Linked DNA regions of Homo sapiens: regions 1 and 3 are each linked to region 2. The links are chromatin loops, found by intact Hi-C in ENCODE. Cell type or tissue: endothelial cell of umbilical vein. All regions are shown on one strand. Links, peaks and the distances in the headings refer to the core of each region. The heading gives the core; the rest is flanking DNA.

The links. A loop is a pair of places that touch in the nucleus more often than their neighbours do. Peaks named below come from ENCODE experiments on the same cell type or tissue, not always from the same donor. Only the 100,000 strongest peaks of a DNase experiment are listed, where the experiment ranks them.
Region 1: it touches region 2 in a loop (7-fold over the local background); 1 of 110 quality-filtered maps calls a loop at or near these places.
Region 3: it touches region 2 in a loop (5-fold over the local background); 1 of 110 quality-filtered maps calls a loop at or near these places.

What each region holds. Positions count from the first base shown.
Region 1 is chr5:100,663,629-100,671,747 of GRCh38, forward strand. No RefSeq gene overlaps it. Among named protein-coding and RNA genes, the nearest start is that of FAM174A, 130 kb to the left of the region's middle. RefSeq lists silencers at 3,764-3,964, 5,004-5,204. In endothelial cell of umbilical vein, for the core only: no CTCF peak of the experiment used is centred there; a DNase peak (open chromatin) is centred at 3,813; H3K27ac peaks cover 1,615 bases.
Region 2 is chr5:100,591,440-100,599,558 of GRCh38, forward strand. No RefSeq gene overlaps it. Among named protein-coding and RNA genes, the nearest start is that of FAM174A, 60 kb to the left of the region's middle. In endothelial cell of umbilical vein, for the core only: no CTCF peak of the experiment used is centred there; a DNase peak (open chromatin) is centred at 4,112; H3K27ac peaks cover 2,609 bases.
Region 3 is chr5:100,843,235-100,851,353 of GRCh38, forward strand. All of the region lies in intron 4 of ST8SIA4 (ST8 alpha-N-acetyl-neuraminide alpha-2,8-sialyltransferase 4), which reads right to left. Among named protein-coding and RNA genes, the nearest start is that of MIR548P, 31 kb to the left of the region's middle. In endothelial cell of umbilical vein, for the core only: no CTCF peak of the experiment used is centred there; a DNase peak (open chromatin) is centred at 3,737; H3K27ac peaks cover 2,526 bases.

The DNA of each region.
Region 1 (8,119 bases), core at 1,002-6,001, 71 kb after region 2:
CTTGCCTTCAGTTTTTATAAGATTGAGTTCATTAGAAAGATTATTTTAAAGGAGCAAATAGAAGCAAGCAAAAGTAACAGGATGTCTTCCCAAACAGGCAAAGAAGCCTGACTGAATTTCTGAGACTGGCATGAACTCTTACCCATACCCTGGGAAAATAAAATGGCCTTGAGAAGGTCTGTCTACCCTGCTTACCCAGGGAGATTGAAATCTCTCACAGGGTCTCCTACCCTCCACTTTAAAGCAGTAAACCACCTGCCTGCCTGGGACCATACAAGCAAACTAAAGGATAATTTCCAGCTTTCTTTACTTTTCCTTTTTTTCCCCCACAACTAGACCTCCTATATGTATACATGTTCCAGGGAAGGATAAAAACCTCACCACAGACACATAGGTGAGCATGAATTTCCTGGCAATCCTACAGAATGAGGGCTCAGTGTCACCTCAGTTTGCTTGGAAGAAAATTATATAATCTGTGTTTTACCTGCCTTTGTGGAATATGATGTTTTTGGCCATAGGAACACAACAGCACCCCAGAAAATGTCAGTTCTACTCCTATATTTTTAGAGTAGAATATACGTGCAGGAATTATTAGTTCTATGCTTCCCTTAAAGTTGATAAATCTTAAACTTTTGAAGCCATTCCTAGGCCTAATACATTAGACATGGGCTTGAAAATTTAGTAGTTGGAATCAAATTCAAAATGCTTACCCTAGCACTTTTAAGCATATTTCAATATTGACTTTTTAAAGGGGGACATAGGGGACAATCATGCTCATCACAGGCCCCATTTATTCTTATGATCCTGTACTTGGTGCAATTCATCACCTTTTGTTTCCTCCTTGTGTTAGTCTATTCTTGCATGTCTATAAAGAAATGTCTGAGACTGGGTGATGTATAAGAAAAGAAGTTTAATTGGTTCATAATTCTACAGGCTGTACAGGAAGCATGGAAGCATCTGCTTCTAGGGAAGTCTTAAGAAGCTTCCAGTCATGGCAGAAGTCAGAGAGGTAGCAGGCACATCACAAGGCGAAAGCAGGAACAAGAGAACCGAGGGGGAGGTGCTACACACTTTAAACAACCAGATCTCATGTGAACTCACTCAGTATTGTAAGGACAGTACCAAGCAGATGGTGCTAAACAGTTTATGGGAAATCTACCACCATGATCCAATCACCTCCCACCAGGCCCCACCTCCAACACTAGGGATTACATTTCAATATAAGAATTGGGTGGAGACACTGTCATTAGCCCCCTGACCCCTTCAAAATCTCATGTCCTTCTCATATTTCAAAATCCAATCATGCCTTTCCAACAATCCCCCAAAGTGTTAACTCATTCCAGTGTTAACTCAAAAGTCGAAAGTCTCCTCTGAGGCAAGGCAAGTCCCTTCCACCTATGAGCCTGTAAAATAAAAAATAAGTTAGTTATTTCCAGGATACAATGGGAATACAAGCATTGGGTAAACATTCCCCTTCCAAAAGGGATAAGTTAGCCAAAAGAAAGGTATTATAGGCTCCACGCATGTTTGAAACCCAGCAGGGCAGTCATTTTAAGAGCTCCAAAATAACCTCCTTTGACTCTATGTTTCACATCCAGGGAACAATGATGCAAGGGGTAGGCTCCTAAAGCCTCTAGCAGCTCTAGCCCTGTGGCTTTTGCAGGGTTCAGCCCCAGAGGCTGCTATTACAGGTTGTTGAGTGCCTGCAGATTTTCTATGCTGAGGGTGTAAGCTACTACTGTAGCTACTATTCTGGGTCAGGGAGACAGTAGCCCTCTTCACACAGCTCCATTAGGCAGTGCCCCAGTGAGGATTTTGTGTAGGGTCTCCAACGCGTATCTTCTCTCTGCATTACACTAGTATAGGTTCTCCGTAAGGGCTCTGACCCTGGGTAGGTCTCTGTTTGGACACTTGGGCTTTTCCATACATTCTCTGAAATCTAGGTGGAGGCTCCCAAGCCTCAACTCTTGCACTCTGTGCACCTGCAGGCTTAAAACCAAGTGGAAGCCTCCAAGGCTTAAGGCTTGCACCCTCTGAAGCAGCAGCTGAAGCTGTACCTGGGCCTCTTTGAGCTAGAGCTGGAGTGGTCAGGATGCAGCTGCTTTTTAAATTTTTATTTATTTATTTATTTATTTATTTATTTTGACACACTCTTGCTCTGTTGCCAGGCTTAAGTGCAGTGGCACGATCTAGGATCACTGCAACCTCTGCCTCCCTGGTTCAAGCAATTCTCCTGCCTCAGCCTCCTGAGTAGCTGGGACTACAGGCGTGTGCCACCACACCCAGCTAATTTTTGTATTTTTTTAGGTAGAGACGGGTTTTCACCATGTTGGCCAGCATGGTCTCGATCTCTTGACCTTGTGATCTTCCTGCCTCAGCCTTCCAAACTGCTGGGATTACAGGCATGAACCACCATGCCCAGCCAGGATGCAGCTGCTTTTAAACACCCAGATTTCATGAGAACTTACTCACTATCCTGAGGACAGAACCGAGAAGATGGTGCTAAACTGTGCACGAGAAATCTGCCCCCATGATCCATTCACCTCCATCCAGGCCCCACCTCCAAGACTGGAGATAACAATTCAAAATGAGATTTGGGCAGAGACACACATGCAAATCTGTATCACTCCTCTGGGCCAACCTTATTTATTCCATCTATCCTCTTTATCCTGGGCAGTAAATGACAAGATTCTTGTCACTTGATTGAAAGGTTAGACAAATAAATACACTTTATAAACAAAATAATCCAACAAACATGGGATAAGGATAGAGGAATTATATTTGATTTTGAACAACATAAATAATACAATGTAAAGACAAAAGGAATAAATTAGGAATAAATAAGGGTGCCTTACAAAGAGAAAGATTGAATCAAAACTTAGCAATATTGCCTGTATATATGCATTTTATTAAGAGCTAACATGGCCAAAATTATTAGAGCTAATATTTTTCAATGTTATACCTGACTGTATAACCTAGCTGTTTTGCTAAATCTTTTTCATGTATTAGCTAATTTAACCTTTACCTAAGCTGTAAAATCTGTCCAATTGTAATTCATTTGACAAATGAAGACTTGGACACAGAGAAATAGACTTAATGACAGTTACCCATTTAGTAAAAACAGAGTCAATATTTGAACCCAGCAATTTGACCTGCAAGCCCATCTTATGTTGATTCCTATAGATTAAAAAAAAATGTTGATTTGCTAACCTGAAAAGAGAAAGTTGATTTTTATAGCCAATTAGCAAAATTCTGAGTGACAAGATAAAAAATAAATGAATAGTACAAAAACAGGCCTTCCTTTGAAAATAGAATTCGATTAATAGGAAGAACTTTGCAAAGATACTGTGAGCAATAAAGGACTAGAATTTATTTGCAAGATATTTTTCTTATGAAAGCACTTCTAAGTACTGCTGTTGTCCCAGAGGAAAAGTTAATGTCTTTTATATCTTAGACTTTATTTATGACACCAAAGTGTTCTTACATTCAGGAAATAGCAATACCAAATTCCCAAGAATGGGGATTCAGTGTGAAGTGCCTCCTCATGTCTCAAGATCTGTCCTCATTGCAGCTTAGCAGGATACGTTTGTCTTTGTTTTGAAATTGGATAAAAGAAGGAAGTTAGAGCAATTCATGCATGGCAATCAGTTGTCCAATTGTAGATGGCAGACAATATATCCAAATAACCTATGAAACAGAGTTGCAATTGATGTGACATCTGTATCCACAGCTAGAAAACTCATAATAGCAACATGGAGAGCCCCACAATTAGACATACAGCAAAACAATAATGGAGGGAGGATTGTGCAAGAAAGTGAGGAGCTACAAACAATAGCTGGCCTGATGATTGAAAGAATTTCCACGTTAGAAAGGATACATTTGTATTGTGTCACTCATTTAAGCATGACTCAGGATGTGGTTGGCTGTTATGAAATCTGTATTTCAGTTTTCGGAAACAGCCTTGAGTGTTTGTGTTATTTGGTTTTATCAATGCCGGAAGTAACTGCATTGTCAAAAAACATACTCCACATGTTTATAGAGATGTGAACAAAAGTCAAATTTTTGAAGAAAATTAAAACAAATGGTGATTTAAGCTTTATTTTTAATAGGCTCCTAATGTTTTCCTTTCAATGTATCTCACTTTTAGAAAACAATGAATTTTTGTACAACAAATATCCACAGTTAACTCTGAGATAGGAATACTTCCATCAAAACCTCATTACTTCTTTCTGTGCTGGTAAGTATTTACATTTCAGGTGAGCCATATAATTTAGAGCCATAGAATTTTGACTTCAAAGTTCACTTAAAAGGAGAGTGGAAAATATCAGGGCCAGGCATGGGGGTTCACACCTGTAATCCCAGCACTTTGGGAGGCCAAGGCAGGAGGATCACTTAAGCCCAGGAGTTTTGAGACCAGACTGGGCAACATAGTAAGATACTTGTCTCTACAAAAACTGAAAATAAAAATTAGTTGGTGTGGTGGTGTGTGCCTCTAGTCCCAGCTGCTGGAGAAACTGAGGTTGGAGGATCACTTGAGCCTGGGAGGTCAAGGCTAGAGTGAGCTGTGATCACTGCACTCCAACCTGGGTCACAGAGTAAAACTTGGTCTCTGAAAAGAAGGAAAAAAAGGGAAAAAAAGAAAGGAAAAGAAGATATAAATTCCTTTACAGTTAGGGTTTTAGATTACTATGTTAACTAAAAGAAAGTGTTGTGAGTGAACCCAAAGATATTCTGATTTAAATATTAAGTCTTATCTCCAAGAAAAATAAATGATGATACAGTTAATAAAGAAATATTGGTTTGGATTCACTACTACCTGGGCTCAAATGTTGATATTGCCGCTATTTAGCTTATGCATGATTGTAACCTTTCTGATCCTTGGTTTCTTGTAAAAATTTGGAAATTATAAGTACTTCATAGGAATATCAAAGGGATTAAATAACGTGATTTACAGTAGAAAGTCACTTACCTTACATTGCTGAAACAGGTAGTTGATTGGTTCATTGAAAATCAGTGAAAACAGAAAAGTATAGTATTCCAAATACTATGGAAATAGAACATGATTCACACAGGAAATGGGGAGTGATGCGTACTTCAAATATTTAGCACCATGGGGATCAGTGATAAGAGTTTCTTCTGCATATGAAGTCTAACCAGGAGCCTAGAACCTGGCTCAACTCGTATTAGATCTCCTCTCTTCTGTCTCCTTACTGTTAAGACAATGGGATCATTGAGAAATCTAAAGGTTCAATGTTTTTTGTTTGAATGGAAATATTTATTTTTTTTCTGATTTAAATATATATTTATAATGATAATAATACATGTCAAATAAAAGATAGCTTAAGCAAGAAAATAAAATAATTTCATTCTCAAAATCTATTTAATAAATAGTGTAGATAAGTCATCCATAACTGAAAAAATAGGCTCCTATTTGATATCTTTGTAACTCCAGGATATGGAATAATTTATTAATGAAATGATGAAATTATAAAGGAAATTAAATTTTAAGGGAAAAGCACAATTCATTTGATTTTATTAAAATTTAAATTTTCTCCAGTAATAGAAGACATTATTTTACTGTAAGCGAGAAAACAGCTATGGCTAGTGCAATGGCAATCCATGTAGAAAGCAAGCATCTGCATCTTCTGACCCAAGAATTCCACATCACAAGCATACCTTACAGAAATGACTGAGCAAATGCACACAGAGACATCCTCAAAGACATGTTATTAGCAACAGAATACTGGACAGTGTGCAATGGTAAAAAAAGAGATATCTAAAGATTCAACAAAATATGATGAATACATTTCATATAATGGAATATGATACAGGTCATTTCTTTAACAAACTCTTTTAAATTACCACGTCATATGCTGCTCTAGGTAACTTACAAATATTAGCACACTTAATACTTATCACAAGTCTGTCAAATAAGAACTATTAAATAATTTTATAGGTGAGGAAAACGAGGTGCAGTGAGGTTAAGTACCATATACAAGGTAGCACAAAGCTAGTAAGCATCAAAGCTATGATTTTAATTTAGTCTGTCTTCAAGCTTTAATCTTAATCACTTTGCTTTCTTGCTTCTCTGGTGATAAATGAACCAGAATCCCATAAAGTTGACATATCTCAATAACAGAGTGTTGAATGGGGAAAATATTGAAAAATGGTTAATTCAATATGATACCAAGTAATGAACGATGAAAAACAAGCCGAAAGACATTATATATTGTCAAAGAACATATATATGTAGTAAAAGTTTTCCAATAATTTTAAGAATTGAACAGAAAATTAAAGTCAAATTCAGGATAGAGACTACTTCCTAGAAAGAAAGAAAAAATAAAATAAAATTTAAAAAACATAAGGTACTTTAAATGTACCAAAATATTTTATCAGTGTAAAAAAAAACAGATCTGAAGCCAGTGTGACAGAACATTAAGATAAATTAAAACTGAGTGGCAGATACAAAGGTGTTTATTATATTACTATTTTTTAATTACTGCAAATATATAAAACTATTATAATTATTTATTCTTCTTACCAAAAATAATATTAATCTTTTGACATGGTTTTTAAAATTCTTTTATGAATACACACATCCACAATTTCTAGACACACACTTCCTGCACATGAACTCATAAACTGATTTGTAACCGACTTTAGGAAATGTATTGATAGGTAGTTTATACCATAAATACAAGTCAATAAATACAAGTCTTTAGCATGAGTGTAAGCATTTGTATTGCCTTCTATTTTACTCCAGTCATTAGTTTTTTTACTGATACATAATAGTTGTATATATTTTGGGGGCACATGTGATATCTTGATATGTGTATTCAATGTATGATGATGAAATCAGGGTAATTGGAATATACATCTCATCAAACTTTTTTTTTGTATGTGTTGGGAGCATCACAAGTCATCTCTTCTAGATATTCTGACATATACAATAAATCATTGTTAACTATAATTTTTATACTTTACTATTGAGTACTAAAACTTATTCCTTCTAAGTGTCTGTTTTTGCATGCCTTAACCAAATCTTTTGACAGCCATTATATTATTCCAATGTTTTCACTATGGTAGGCACTGCTGCAATTTGTATACTCTTATAAAGCATTTGAATTGGTACAAATTTTTCTAAATGGAAAAAGAAAAGTGTTCACACAAACACTTTGTTATTTAGTATTGGGATTCAAACAAATGTTTCTTGGTTTCTAAAAGTAAAATAAGTACAAAAAGTGTGTGCAAAAAGTAAAACGAGTCAAATAACATATAAACAAAGTTGTTTCCACTATTATAATATTATTGGTACTTTGAGTTGGAAAAGGCAAGATCCTATAGGAATATTTTAAGTTATTCGAGTGTTATTAATGGTAATAAACACTTTTCCTGTAGATGAAATCAACTGGAAAATCATAGATAGAAATCAAACTATTAATGCAAATTTCACATTGCACACACATACACATATCTATGCACATGTACATTTTCTATATATATAAAACATCTCTAAGGAGGAGAAAGCATGTTTCAGTCATTTGAATTAATTTTCTCAGCTGATACCATGATGACTTTGGTCCTTATTATCCCTCTCACTAATAGGACAGTACTGGGCCAAGTGTACCTTTGGAAGTGAATAGAAAATGTACTTTCCTGCTTTCATCCTTTAGGAAACACTTGAGTCAAATGTTTTCTCAAGAAGATGGTATTGCCACTGCTCAACGAAATAAAAGAGGACACAAACAAATGGAAGAACATTCCATGCTTATGGATAGGAAGAATCAATATTGTGAAAATGGCCATACTGCCCAAGGTAATTTATAGATTCAGTGCCATCCCCATCAAGCTACCAAAGACTTTCTTCACAGAATTGGAAAAAAAATACTTTGAAATTCATATGGAACCAAAAAAGAGCCCACATTGCCAAGACAATCCTAAGCAAAAAGAACAAAGCTGGAGGCATCACGCTACCTGACTTCAAACTATACTACAAGGCTACAGTAACTAAAATGGCATGCTACTGGTACCAAAACAGAGATATAGACCAATGGAACAGAGCAGAGCCCTCAGAAATAATATTACACATCTAAAACCATCTGATCTTTGACAAACCTGA
Region 2 (8,119 bases), core at 2,012-7,011:
AGGAGGCTGCTGCTTATTGCTTCTGATTTAGTTGCCTGTTAAGGCACTGAACATTATTCCTAACAAGGGCACCTACAATGAATAGCTGTGTACAGTTTATTTTCCTTTAACTCTTTTCTGCTGTCTTTGGTATAAAATTATATCTAAGGACCTGAAAGCCAAAAAACTGTTAGCAGGACAAAAGGGACTTTTCATAGGAGTGCTGAAGAGCAAGATAACTTGTATAGGAAATGTGATGGTCCCTAGCCTATGAAAATATATATTTTTAATATATGTGTACTGGCCCAACCCTTGAGAATCCACATTATATTGCCATGAGAAGTGGCCTAAACATCTATAACAGTTAGAAAGCTCCATGAGTGATTCTGTTGTAACTCCAAATGGGAAACTTCTGTCAGTGTGTAGATAATCACACTGTGATCTAAAGCAGAGTTCAGAGATGACCGTACCTTATATTAATTTCTGGCTCCATTATTTTTTGAATCTTATTTATCTTCATTGTTTCTTTTTCCACAGTCCACTGTTTTCCACATACAATTAATAGTTAAGATTAATTGAATACTAGTATGATAAATGTTTTAGATTTGTTAATTCATTCAATCCTCACAATAACTTTGAGGGAGAGACTATTATCCCTATTTTTGCAAATAAGGATACTAAAGCTCAGAAAAATTGCAGAATTTGCCCCAAAGAAAACAGCTAAAATGTAGTAAAATGGCCTGCTAAATAAGTTCAGAAAATTTATTTTTGCTAATAGAAAAATCTCCATTTGTTTCCAAAAAAATGAAAAGTTTGTTTATAAACGCATGTTAAATAAAAAAGAATCAATTTGAGGAGGTGAGGATATTAGGGCACAAAGAAACAAAAGTAGGAAAATAAGGTCACAGCATAATTTCATGGCCTCAAATCTATCATATAAGTTGCTAAAAATGTGCCATAAATTTCATTCAAGAGAGAGGCAAAAGCTGTTCAGTTATTGCCAGTGCAGAAACCAGAGGGAAATTTGTTTTCCAAGGTTCTCAAGGAGTAATGTAAGGAGATCCCATGGTATAAATTAGTGAACACTTTCCTCAATATATTTATAGTAACCTCAGAAAACTATCGTGCACATCTTTCTTATAATGCCTTTTAACATATACTAGCATGTCTTACACTAGATGTACTTACACTACAATATAATCCAGTAAAATTCATTTCAGAGAAGCAAAATAATCCTGTGTGTTTAAAATTATTTAATAGTTTATATTAACTGAAGGGTAAATTTTAATGCCATCTAAGACAGCCTTTCCCAAAATACAGTCTGTGAAACAACCTATAAAAACAATCAGCATCTTTCCGTGGCTTCTCTGATATCTTCCTTTTTTATTTGTATGTTTCTTTTCTCTTTCTCCCTTTGTTTGTATCTCTTTGTACTTATGCATCTCCTTGCCTCTTATGTTTCTCCTAGATCTTCTCATCTTCACACTAACATCTTTCCCTGGTCATAACCACCCATTACTTCAGTTATGATATTAATGCAGTTTCAAATAAAACATCGCACCAAAGTTGAACAGGCAAGGAAGACTTTATTCAAGGCCGTTGCAATGGTGAGATCCCAGAACTAAATCTAAACTCATCTTCTCTGGAACAAAAGGCAGGAATGGCTTTTTAAGCACTGGGTGCCTGGCCAAAACATACTGGAGGATACCAGGGGAGAATCCTAGGGCACCTGTATTTGTTTGCTAATTGGCTTTACCCGATGGAAAACTAAACTTCTCACATCTTTGTGATAGAGAATGGTTTTGCAACTTGGCTTCAGGAAGGTAGGAGCCAAGTTGCAAAACTACCATCTGTCATAAACTGTCATAAACTCTATCATAGAAACTGTCGGTGCTATCTTCCTTGACATTTATTTAGACTTCAAAAAGATGGCTTTTTGGTCCTTGAGGAAAATATGCCGGGGTTCTAAATTTGGCAAGAGGATTTAAAAAATATTTACATCTGAAATGGGCAAATAGTAATTTTATAATTATGTTGTCTAAGGTGTATACTCAAAAAAAGCAAAAAAGTAGATAAGTGGCCACAAGTTAGATAGAAGCCTGTCTAAAGTTCAGTCAAGCTGAGGGGAACATTAATGCTGTTTTGGACAACAGGTTAATCAGAAATGTGGATTTCCTTAGATTTTCATCTGATATTTAAAACCCATATTTTCAAGCTTCTATATACAAATCATATGTATGTATATACACATACACACACATACATCGATCTATATATCTATCTATATCTATATATCTATATATCTACCTATATCTATATATCTATATATCTACCTATATCTATATATCTATATATCTACCTATATCTATATATCTATATATCTACATATATCTATATATCTATATATCTATATATATCTATATATCTATATATATCTATATATCTATATATATCTGTATATCTATATATCTATATATATCTGTATATCTATATATCTATATATATCTGTATATCTATATATCTATATATCTATATCTATATATCTATATATATCTATATATATCTATATATCTATATATATCTATATATCTATATATCTATATATATCTATATATCTATATATCTATATATATCTATATATCTATATATATCTATATATCTATATATCTATATATCTATATATCTATATATATCTATATATCTATCTATATATCTCTTCCACCCCACATGGATGGCCCAGAGATACATCAAACTGATGGTCATTATCATTCTTACACAAACTACCCTTACTTTGTGTTACCAATCTCAATGAAGGGCACCAACATTCATTCAAGTGTCCAAGCCAGAAGTCATGCTATCTTCTCTTAGCATCTCCATCACCTTCCATACCCTAAGCAACACCTTGCTCATATATGCATACAATCAAATAGGGAAATTAGCAATACCTAATTAATTTTTTCAAGTTAAAATTATTGGACCTATGTTCTATGGGCTAGACAATTAACATCTCAGTTTGCCATGTCTTTTTTTTTTTTTTTTTTTTTTTTGGTGAAATAAACAGAAATGTCCTATGAGAAAAGTCCTTACTGTTCTACTGGGTACTATCTGAGCCAATTTCCAGATTGAATTGGGGCCTTCCATCCAGGCACATACACTAATTAGGCTCTCCAATTTCCACCAGAGAATTTTAACTCTATCTCCATCTAAGCATTTGAGTTCATCTTTAATAATAGGTAATGTTTTCACTGTAAGATTTTATTATATTCATTTACCTAAAGCTCACTAGCACAAGTTTTTTATAAAGACTGGTGGCAGAAATCACTAGTCACCAATTTCTCTATTCTGAATTTTGTCCATGAGTTAATTCAGGCTGCCAACAGCTGTACAAGTTGACTATATCGTTTTCCTCTTGTAGAATTTCTTTTAACTATCTGTCATTATGCCACTGCTGAACAGAGATATTATCAAATACATAGCTGTGAAAGATAAGGTTATATTCAATGTGTCATTAATGAGTAAGTTTTACACTATATCACAGCATATATCTTTTATAAGGAATTTTGAGAAATATTCTACTTCAGTATCAAAATGTTTGGGTTTCCATTGAGCAGCTAGTTTTATTTTTACTTTACATGCTTTGAGGTGTTTGTAATTATATGGCTAGTTCTTTCTTTTTATCCACAAAACTTGTGAGCTGAACCAGAAGCCTCTGTTTACCAAAGTACAAGACTGTATAATATCATTTTTTGTATTCACTTTATCTCTGGAGTATCAGTTTGGTTATGTGGCTACATGTAACCAAAAAACCAAATAGGAGATGCGTTTTTCTAATATCTTGATTTCAGGGAGTTTGTGGTTGCTATTGTTAACATCTTTATAGCTCAGGGGATCCAGGCTCAAGGTCTCTAAAAACGCGTTGGTATTTTCTTTATGATCTTAAGATGACTGTTCCAACTCTAGCCATCCTGCCTTTGTTTGCAAAAGGAAGGAGGAAAGAAAAGAACGAAAGAAATATGGTTGGCCCTTTGAACAGCTGTTTCAGGCGCCTATTATTTCACATAAAACTCTTCAAAACTTAGTAGCTAAAAACATTTATCATCATATTTTATTCTGTGTATTGACAAAGCTTAACTGGCTTTCCTCACTTGGGATCTCTCATCTGATTACAGTCAGATTGTGTCTGGGACTGGAATCATCTAAATATTCAGCTGGGTTGGAAGTCCAAGATGACTCACTCTTGTGGCTGAGAGTTGATATTAGCTGTTGGCTGGGAGCTCAGCTGAAATGCCTACGCACAGCTTTGGCTTCTCATAGCGTGGCAGCTGGGTTCTAAGAGAAAGCTTCCCAACAGTAAGCATTTAAAGTGAAAGTGGCAAGTCTTCTTATAATCTGGTTTTACATGTTTGAGAATATTGCTTCTGCCACATTCTATTGGTCAAGCAAATCACTAAGGTGAGCTCAAACTCGCAGGAAGGAAATTAGATCCCACCTCATTGTGCGAAAAACAGCATATGTGAGCAAAGAGAGAAAGGACTCAATGGTGACTATTTTTGGAAACTATCTACCACTGTACTCTCTGCCTACCAGTATTCATGTTCCTCCCACATGCAAAATCAACTACGGTTTGAAGTCTAGGATTCATCATTCAAATAAAGTTCAAGGGGAAATGAGGGTCCAACTTCTCAGGTGCAATTCCTCAAGACTAGTTTCTTTTTAACAGAAGAATTTTGAACCAAAGAGACAAGTTACCTGCTCGGTAACACAATAAGTTATCTTCTCAACTGAATGCTCAATATAACAATGGTGATACAAGGTTATGAAACTGACAAAAAAAAAAAAAAGACAATTTTAAAAAAGACTGTGCTCTGGTAAAAGACAGCACTCACTCATCGATGGCAGTTCTGAAGTTTAACTGAGCACATGCCACCAGTTCCTTGACTGGGGCCCAGTCCTGCCCCAGATAATGTGCCTCTATGTCACTTGGCTCTGCCTTCTAGGCACCAGACTTTGTGCCCTACACTTCTTTCTTTTCCATTAGCAATCGCCTGTGTTTGCCGCTAAATATCTTTCTCAGCCTACTTCCTCCTAGAAAAAGTTTGAGTCCCCAATGACTCTTTTGAAAAAAATTCTGAACTGCCTCTATGACTTTTAATTCAGTCTTATTGAGGTTCACACCATTAGACAAATGTCAGCCCCACAGTTTATTTTTCGTCAGATAGATTCCTCTTCACTGTAGGATTAGAGTCTTGATACCGTGGGTTCCCAGCCTTAAGATTCCTAGGAGTCCTGTTATCTAGTTGAAAGAGTCTTTATAATACTCCTTCATATTCACAGATGCCTTTTTCTGATTGCAGCCCTGCCATAAATGTTTCTGAGGTGTCAATAAAGGGTCCTGTAATTGCTCTATTGAAGTTAACTCTACCCTGATGTCATGTGTTACTGAAAACACCTTGGGACTGAGTTTTACTCTGAGGCTATTTCTTATTTGGAGAAAAATTTTGCTACTTGGAGAAACTAGGGATGATAAATAATTTTATTTTTGAACACAGTAAGTCTTAAATCTTTTTTCCTCTCAATTTTTCTATAAAACACTGAATATTATCTTTCTAAAAATGTCATTCTCTCCGTGAGTACCTAATGTTATGCATCTAACAGAAACCAACTGGCACTTTCAACACTCTGCCCGGAAACCTCCTTATCCTGATATAGAATTCATTAGGACCATTTTCTGTTTACTAAATTACTGCAGTGTGTTATCAATAAACCTTTTGCCACTGAAAGGTTTTATGAGACCTAGTCTCACGAGTTCCTGAATGTAACTTCTGCTATATTCCAATAGCCAAATCAGTCACTAAAGCCTTCTCAGATTCAAGAAAAGAGAAATAAAACTTCAGCTCATGATATACGATGGAATATTTATATAAAGAAAGGGAGGCAATTTATGGTGAGTTATTGTCAGAGATTATTTAATGCACTAAAGCAAAATTTTCCCAGAAATCCTCAGCACAGTTTAATCTTTTCTCATTGACCAGAATTGTTTCCTATTTCAGAAAGCGAGCAGCAAAGTACTGGAAAATATGGTTGTGTGTGTATGTGTGTGTATTTGTGTTCATTGTCAACCCTCACAAAAAATAAACGAGGAGGTCCCTTAAAGAGAAAGATGAATATGGATATTTGATAGGAATCTAACAAAATATTCTGTAGTTCATACATTGGCTACCTAACACTTAACGTTCTTTAAACATTCTTCTTTTAAATGGTGTAACATAATTACCTCTTTTCCACTAGAGATATCTCAAACTCTCTTCTAGTTATGCCATCCAACTCAGAGTCCAAAGTGTGTGATCTTGGTGATATGTAATCTCAACAATAGAACAACTAGCAATTCCTGCTTGTCTGGCATTGTATTACCTAAAAGACAAAGCATCTGTCCCCAAAACATGTACAATATTTGAGAAGAAATAGATCAGCTATTTTGAGAAATTTAATCCAGGAAAAGATGGGATTAAGCAAATACAGAGAGGTTACTGATCTCGCATCTCTCAAATCTTACTGATCAGGAATGACAAGGACTCCCTGAACCAAGAGCAGTGTAAGCTCTTGGTCAGGCAGTATTTTACTCCTTCATTCAGTTTCTGTGTTCCCTGGCTCTGCCCTCTGAGATGTTGTACAGATCTGATACTTCAAAAGCCTGAAGAGCTCCTGTACAGCTCTCAGAAACTACTGCCTGTGGTTGTGTGTTGGAAGAGTGTAGTAATTCTTTGGTAAATTTTTTAGTGGAGCAATGATAGTCATGAAAGTTTGCAGTCCAGACAGGGTGTGTGGTCACTATACAGTTCTGTTAGAGCATTCGTAGATTACTTGTATCTAGTCAGTATCCTGTAGGAGTAACTATAGCTAAAGATCTTATCTAGTCAAAATTTTTGACATTGAATATTCCTGTTATTGACTGGGCCTTTATGTTCATTGACTTGGGATAATTGAAAAATAATATACCTGGGAAGAGGCTAAACCCTTACTCTCATTTTTGCCTTTAGATGAACTCCATTTGCCTGGCTGCCTATGAGTTTCTCTTGCTAAGTTTGTTGCTTTGCTATCCTTGCAATGGCTTCTATGTAAAGTATTAAAATTGCTTTTATTCTTTCTTTTTCTAAGTCTTCAAATTATAGGATTCTCTGGCAATATAAATGTCAGGCTGTGGGCAGAGAGTGCTTCCTTATCTAAGTGGCATTTCCCTCCATCTGTGCTTGCAGGCTATTTACTTCTCACTTGGGTCCATCTTGCTCTTGTAGAATTTTCCTAATGGTGGCAATGAGAGCCGGCACTAGCCAATATTCTAATCAGTCCCTACTCTTTTAAATAGTATAGCTTCAGTCAGTGTATAGTTTGCCTTACAAAGTATATCAAGTGACAATTGAATCCAAATATATTCCATTGTATATAAAGTGCGTTCAGCTTTCTTGTGTGTGGTTTCCAAAACCGGAATTTTCATCTCTCCACTTTCTCCATTAAACTGCAATATAGTTTCTGTTACTTGTACCAAACATATTTCTAGTAACAATTACTAAATCAATTGAGGTACTTAGTGCAACAACAATGCATTCTAGCTAATTTAAGTAGCAACTGTTATGAGCAATCTCATAACAGCCCTAGATTGGCCAGGGACAACATTTTCTAAAGGGACACATCACTTCTGCCACACTCGTCGCTTAACACTTGTGACATTAGAAACTGGATAACAGAACTGCTATAGCTGCCCCTGAAAAATAGATCTCTGTGATTAAACATGCCAGAGGATCAAGTCTCCCTGCCAGAGGCTGCCTCATTTTGCTCCATCAAACTTCTGTTTGATATTACAAAGCAGTCTAGGGATTGCTGTTTTTAGCTTTTCAGCCTCTACTTTACAGAAAGACAAGCTAAAAAAGATGCAGGAATGGATGTTGAATAAGTGGATATGTAGCATTTGCCATATATGGCTTCATTGGATGTTCTCCCCTTGTTGAAAAACAGCATAACATAGTGACAAATACAGCATAATAGGTTCAGCACACAGACTTCAGGGATATCCATACTTCATTAGCTGTATAGCTTTCAGTATTACTTAATTTTTATAAACCTAAGTATCCCTATTTTGAAACAC
Region 3 (8,119 bases), core at 1,624-6,623, 250 kb after region 2:
TGTACTTTAAATGACTAATTAGAGAATGGGAAAAGCAATATAGACCATACTTTCATTATGAAAACAATTTGATGTTGACAATAAAAGTTTATATTGTCTGAAACAAAATCAGTTTATTCTTAGTTAGAAATAAGGTAGCAACTGCCAGCACAATCTCCCTCTGCAACATATTCCATTCAGCTATCAACATGGTCACTGGAAGATGGTTTGGAGGATAAAAGTGGAAGCAGGTAAGAACTGAGTGTTTGTAACTGAGTTCTTAAGATGCTAGCATTCGACTTGTATTCTCACCAGGAAAACTTAACCAGAGGATATAGCTAAACAATATCATTGCTGAAGAAATGAAGTCTGGTGTTGAAAACTCATGTAAAAATAAAAAAAGCAGCAGGCATTTACACAATACAGAGCAATGATTTGTCACTTACAATTTTTTGTTACTGAGCTTAACTATGATGCCTAACCATGATCCATCTGAATGAAGATGCAATGTATGCGTTATCATGAGGAATGGAAGTCAGCCATACTGTTGCTCCAACATATTTTCCACTTCTTGCTCTGCAAATTCCCAAAACATGTTCATAGGGCCCTTATAAATCCCTTCTTTTAATCTCAACAACTTATTTGCCCCTAAGAATGAATTAGCTATCAGTTATTTACACCTTACTTGGTATTTACGCATTTTATTATCTCTCTCCAATATTTGAAGTTTAGGTGGTGCTCATTGAGACGTAAAGCCTTTCCAGTTATATTGAAGCAAGGTCTTAAGAGGGACAGAAATTCTTCACGGAATGTACAAAAATGGTACCATCTGGATGGCTCCCTAATTTGCCAACAAATAGGCACAATGTTATACTAGAGGGCCAGAGTTCCTAAGATATGATGGCAAGTATCCTTCCTTAAGAACTGAGCAAATACTTTATAATTTTGCTTTCACTTATGCTCCACAGGTGACAGCCCCAGCATAAGATCATCTGGATGAAACAGTTGTGTAAGAATTTGCATCGTATATAATGTGATTTGATTGATCTCAAAAGAAACTATTGAACAATATTTCCCACATATATCAACCACCATGTATTATGTTTAAATATGATCTTCAGAAAACCATACTCAATCATAAATGTACTATCTTGAAGGGAGAGTACAAGCACCTACTAACACATAAACAAGAAATCTCATCCAGCAGAATAGTGGGGAACATAGAATAACCCTGGCTATTTGGGACACACATTGATGAGGGGAGGCTGCCAGAGGTATCAGAATCAGGGCACTGCATTTTGATTTTACTTCCTGCACTGGATACTGGTCTTCACCAGGGCTCTATTTTGTGATTCTTCTCTTGTAGGTCTGAATATTCTTTTTGATTTATTTTATCCATGGAATGTGAAAAAGTAAATGGCTTATTTCTAAGAAGTCAGTCATAGGTGTTAGGCTCAAACTGGAAACTGTAAGAAACAAAACTTCCAGCTTGCCTCTGGTGAATGTGGCTCCAATACTTGCCTTTATGTAATCAAATAACTGAAAAAGATTGTTAAAGCCACTTTAAAAATAAGTTTATAGCTAAAGGCTTTAAACTTATTCTGCTACAATGTATTTACTCATCCAGGTTTTTAAATGATTTGGGGGGTAAGGTTTTAGAGCAAAGAGAAAAAGAAACAGAAATGACTCTTTCTTTGATCTCTTACCAATAGGAATCTGATATGGCACACTAGTCTCTGAAAAAGTTGGCAGAATGTATCAGTATCTTGTTTCCTACATGGCAATTCTAGTGGTCAAGCCCCAAGTCTTTTGCCTTATTCTCTAACTTACTTCTTGTATGTTGAGCTGGCTTGACAAATGGCGATAGCCATAATTTGGAAGTTGTGGCCTGAGGCTGTGATTATATGATCAACCACATGAGACACTAGAGTTAGTTAACTGACCATGATCAATCACATAGAAACAAAAGACCTAATCTAAACTATTACACTCAAGCTAAAGTACACTTGTATCATTTGAAGAAGATAAGGACCTGTAATGTTTTCAAAGATTTATGGGAATATTGATTAAATAACTTTTCTCCACAAACTCAGGAAGTAGCTAGTCATGTTCACTGTCTAAAAATTTATATTTGCATTTAACTTTAAACTCCCAACTATTTAATATTTAATAATTAGTTAAAATATATTAATTATTTTACTATATATAAGAAATCTCTGAATGCGTAATCGACCAGTCATCTTGACTTAAATTAGAATAACTTAATGCAAATTAACTCAGTATATATTTTGCATATTGATCAATGTTCTTTTCTCCTGAAAAGTCAAATAAACAAGGGAATTTCCGAGGTTACCTGTGCACCTTCTATCACTCATTAAAAGATTGAGCCTTGAAAGTAAAAGGTAATAGAACAAATTATTGAGCTTTCCCTGTAGTTCGTTAATATAGCAGTATAGCGCTTTGTTCTGATTATGAAATTTTAGTCTTAGAATTTATAAAATAATGACAATTAATTTATTTCCCCAGCTAAAATATTTTTAGTAACGATTTTTCCTCTATTGAACACCATGATAAATTAATATTAAAAAATAATGGATTGATTTCTTTATGCAGATTTTGAAAGATAACACCCAAGAGAAAACTGTTACTAAATTATAGATCTAGGGTACTTTTCTCAGGTGGCCAGGATGAATTTATAGATGGTCAAACTGGATGCTCCCATGCGTCATGCCTCATTATTATGATTCATCTACTTTTCTTATCAGAACTTGCTCTTTTATTTTTACCCTAGCAACACCACAGGCAGGTAAAATTTAGTAAGCATTAATTTCATAATTTAGTAGATTCAGGGCACAAGTTGATACATAGTTTGATTAATAATAAATTGCAGGAAAACAAACTATCCAGATTACATCCTCACTATTTAGAATTCAAGCCTTCCTTCTTGAAAGTTTCCCTCTTCTTCACAATACTGCCTAGTGAAAATAATTTCTAGTGCTACCCAGATCGATGAAAAAAACCTCTTCCTCAATTCTGCTTGGTTCCCTGCTTGTTTGAATTGCTCTAGAGAACTAACTGAACCAAATTGCAATGTCTAACTTCAGCACAACTTTGCCCATTTTTATTCCCCACCCCTTTGCACATGTGCCTCAACCTCCACCGTAACATATACTGGGAATTTATGCTTCTTATTAGTTATAGAGATGAATAAGTCAATCTTTGCTATGAAAAAATTTAAAATAAACCTACAGAGTTGAAAATAAACAATAGTCATACATTATGAAGAATGTTCCAAAAGGGAAATACATCCCTTGAGAAGAGAATACAGAGAGCAGAAACCCAGGTCAATCTCACCAAAAGGAAAAAGAGTGAGAAATGATGCCCAATTGAAACTTAACCTTTAAATTGAGACTTGAAGGAATAAAAAATGATCTATGTGAAGAAGAGAGAAAAATCCATACCAAGAAGGAAAGCCCAAATTTGCCAATGTTACAGGGGTGCTATGAAAGCTTAACTACTCTTCCAAAGAAATTCTAGATATTTCGCAAAGCCTTTTAGTCTCAGTGAGAGATAACCAGAACTGGGAAGCATATTGGTCAGGGGCAGAATGAAAGCTGTTTTCCATAGGTTCCAGTTTGAGCCACACACTTGGGAATATCTTCTCAGACATAAACTATTTATACTTCCACATTACACAATGCAATATGAATAACGGGATCTGCTAGGAAATAACATTGTGACTGAAGGGTAACCAGATTAAAATATCAGGAAACACTGAAGTTCCGGAAGTGTGCATATCAGAGTCTGCCAGTAAGGAAAGAAATATCCTTTCATGGAAATCTCCTTTGGTTTAAAATACCTAATACGCGGCATCTAGCTACTCAAAAACATTAAACTAGGACACATGTTTTATAAAGAAATATTACAGCTGTGTTGCTCATAGGTCAAAATAGAAACCATATGGAAATATTTTTAGCATAAGACTAATTTTAAAACAAGTAAGCCATTTTCAGAAAGCACTTGGAGTGAATATTCTCTTTTCAAAGTTGTTTTTTTAAAATTGCTTTTCCTTATGTGACTTGAGTTGATTGAATACTCCAAAACAATCCATTAGAGTGACTAATAAACTTGATTTCCTGAGGTCTATTGATGATGTATTTTAGCCTATAGTTTTGCTAAAGACTATTGGGAGCCTGGTCTGATTCAAATCCTTCTGCAAACCCATGACATTCACATGAAGTTATCCTGCAGAAGGTCATCTTCATTTTATATAGACTTTAACCTTTACTTTCATTTAAAATGAATTTTTACATCTGAAAGATGAGTGCAGCAACTAACATTTGAGAAATGATATTTTTGTTAGTCTTAATGCTGAAAAAAAGTTGATGGATGATGTGTGAAAATATAATCTGTTTATTTGTTAGAAACCATAAAAAATATTCTACCAAAGCAACTAATGTGTGCTTTCATTCTTTTAATAACCATTAAATATTTTTCAACAGAGTGAATACTACCCAGATGAGAAGTTAGCTAGATATGTCACTTGATATCCGTAAGACGTAATTTTTCCCTCTTACATTTAGCTAGGAATTATGGAATTGATCATTGTGGTGTAAAGTACGGGCACAGGTAGTTTAGAAAGGTATGCCAAAATAAAATATCAATGTTCTAGCAAAACTCTGGGAATCCTGGGCGGGTACATTAAGTGATATCCTCTTGTTCACTGTAATTTTATTTAATAAAAATAATGAAGCAAAAAAGATACTGCATATAAAGTATGTAAATCAATTAGACTATTATCTTATATTCTGAATGAGGAAATTTTTCAAAAGTTATTTAGTCACTTAAAGTAATAATGTAAAACAATATCTACTTGAAAACAAAAGATGAAATTACTACAAATAAATTCAAGATGGCATGTCAAACACCAACAACAGAAATATAAAAGGGGGGATATTTACTATACATTAAGCATGGAAAAACTGATTTCTGAAAATCCTAAGTGACCACAGTTGAATAAGATTCAGTAATGTACCATTATTACAAGAAAATCAATATATATTGGCACTATGTTTGACATACAAAACGTCTAACAAAGTAACTTGTATAGAATAATAAACATATATACTATGAGTATACTATTACATATTATATAATTATATAAAATACATATTTGTATATTTTATACTTTGTTAGTATGTGTAAATTATTTACAGTATATCTATATATGTGCAGTGTGTGTATATATACAAAGAATATACACATATATACACACAGAGTATATATACTCTGTATAGTATATATAGAGACAGAGAAACAGCAAGAGAATACATAGAATTGTATATAATATATTAATATATATGTTTTGTGTGTGTTTACAAAGAAAGTATATCGCGAGTATAGACTATATAAAGTCTGTACAGTGTGTGTGTATATATAACAGTAAATATGTATGTATACTAATTTTATTTTTCATATATATAACAAATAAATACTACTTCAGATATAGGTTTTCCACAATTGACATTTATCAAAAAAGTTACGCATTTTTAAAAAAATTAATAATTGCAGAAATCAAAGAAAGGGCAAATTCAGCAACAAACATGTCTGTCTATTCTTTTTATATAATATTTACCTAGGTATATATACATGCTTATATATATGAATGTGTAACTATGTGTGTCTATGTGTGTATATATATTTCTTATATATTTCAAATATATATATTTCTTATATATATTTCTTCTGCTGTCAAGTAAACATTTAGATGATGTTGGGTTAACTTAACTGTGGTGTTGAAACATGTAAAGAATAAATATCAAGAGAAAATGACTTTAAAGAAGAAATACTTTAGAAAGCTATCTTTATTATCATAATTACCAAAAATTTAATGAACCTGTTTAGGAAGTTACAGAGAATACATTCCTGAGGATGTTTAATTAAGGACAAGAGTTTTTTTGTGACAGTTTGAATATTCCCATGTGTAAGGACAAAGTTCAGAACCAGTGATTCTTAGAGCCCAAAGGAATCTATACGATTATATACATTGGTACGTATATTTTAATGGTTATAAATCTGACACTCAAGGATTTAAACAGTCTTGTCTAAAGTCAGAATAGGAAAGGTTTGTTTTCGTCTTCCTTGGAAATCAAATTTCTGCGTAATTCTTCAAAATTCTCTACGTCAGTGTTCTTAGTTAGAATTGTTCAAATCCTCTTTAAAATCAAGAAAATTTTCGCAGAACCTGCAAAATACATATGTGAGCTTGAATTTAAGAAACACTGCTGGCTGAGCGCGGTGGCTCACGCCTGTAATCCCCGCACTTTGGGAGGCTAAGGCGGATGGATCACCTGAGGTTGCAGTTCGAGAGCAGCCTGGCCAACATGGTGAAACCCCATCCCTTCCAAAAATAGAGAAAAAAAAAAAAATTAGCCGGGCGTGGCGCCTCATTCCTGTAGTCGCAGCTACTGGGGAGGCTGAGGCAGAAGAATCAATCGCTCGAACTCAGAAGGCGGAGGTTGCAGTGAGCCGATATTGCACCACCGCACTCCAGCCTGTGCGTCAGAGCGAGACTCTGTCTCAAAAAAGAAACCCAAAAAACAAAAATAAACAAAAAACAAACAAAAAAACACTGTTGTAGGGCATGAGATGTTTACCAAGTATTTCTAATAAAAACAAAAATTCTTAATTCCAGGCAAATCTAAGGCAGTTTATGTAGCCCATTTATCTTACACATATTCGTCCTTTGCAATCACTACAAAAGACTATATTTTTTTAAGTATACAGGTATCTTATGTATTCTCCACTGAAAGATAAATAACAAAAACAAAAACTATTAGGCTGGTGCAAAAGGAATCATAGTTTTTGCCATTACTTTCAATGGCAAAACCCACAACTACTTTTGCACCATATTACTACACATGGAATCAAAATTTTAAAAATCTATATGAAATATCTTTAAAAATTTTTTGAGAAAGATGTAAGTTTAAAAATGGTAAATAACTTTAGAATTATTTACTATGATGGTGACATCACAGAATATTATATACATTTATCAATGTCATCTGTGAGTACTCATTCCAAGTGTTTATCTTGATTAATACAAAGTAGAAGCTTATTAATTTAATGAGAGCATAACCTCCATTATATTAAAACAAATTACTACTTATAATGTAGTGACAAAATGGTACATATATATTACTTTTGTTATAGTAGAATTTAAAAAAGTAAAAATTAAAAAAAAAACTAAGGGGCCATAAAAATTTATACGATAATTGAGTTAAATATCTCATTTTGGGTTTAAATCTTTTAATAATAGTTCATAATAATTAGCAGGGGCCAAAGAATTAAAACGTAAATATTTTAACATTTTTTCCCAGACTCAAATATCAACAGATCAAAAGCTTAATGTTTAAAATTAAAATATCTGAATACAGATAATATTTTCAGAAGGGAACATATTATACAGTATTCAGTAGGTTTAAACCCATCCATACCTCTGTGTTTATTAAAATTCCCTTTTCTGTGGGAAAAAAACACATTCTAAATGAATCCATATTGTGTAGATGTGTATATATATATATATAACATGTGTGTGTATATATATGTATAAACAGACAAAAAGGATAGATGAATAAGAGTAAATATTAACTGTTGTTACTTCAGGATATTGTATTTGAAAAGGTAATATAAGACTAGTTTATATATAATTATTTGTTCAGAATTATTATTGTAACCATACTTTTTTTTTTTTTTTTTTTTTTTGAGATGGAATCTCATGCTGTTGCCCAGGGTGGAGTGCAGTGGCATGATCTCAACTCATTGCAACCTCTGCCCCCTGGGCTTAAGCGATTCTTCTGCCTCAGCTTCCCTAGTAGCTGGGATTACAGGCATGCGCCACCATGCCTGGCTAATTTTTGTATTTTTTATTAGAGACGGGGTTTCCCCATGTTGGCCAGGCTGGTCTCAAACTCCTGATCTCAAGTGATCCACCCGCCTCGGCCTCCCAAAGTGATGGGATTACAGGCATAAGCCACCATGCCCGGCCTATTGTAAGCTTTACATTAATTTTATATTTTAAAATATACTATTAGTTTATAAAATCAGCTAACCAGAATTGTATATTTACTTTCCTTTCCCT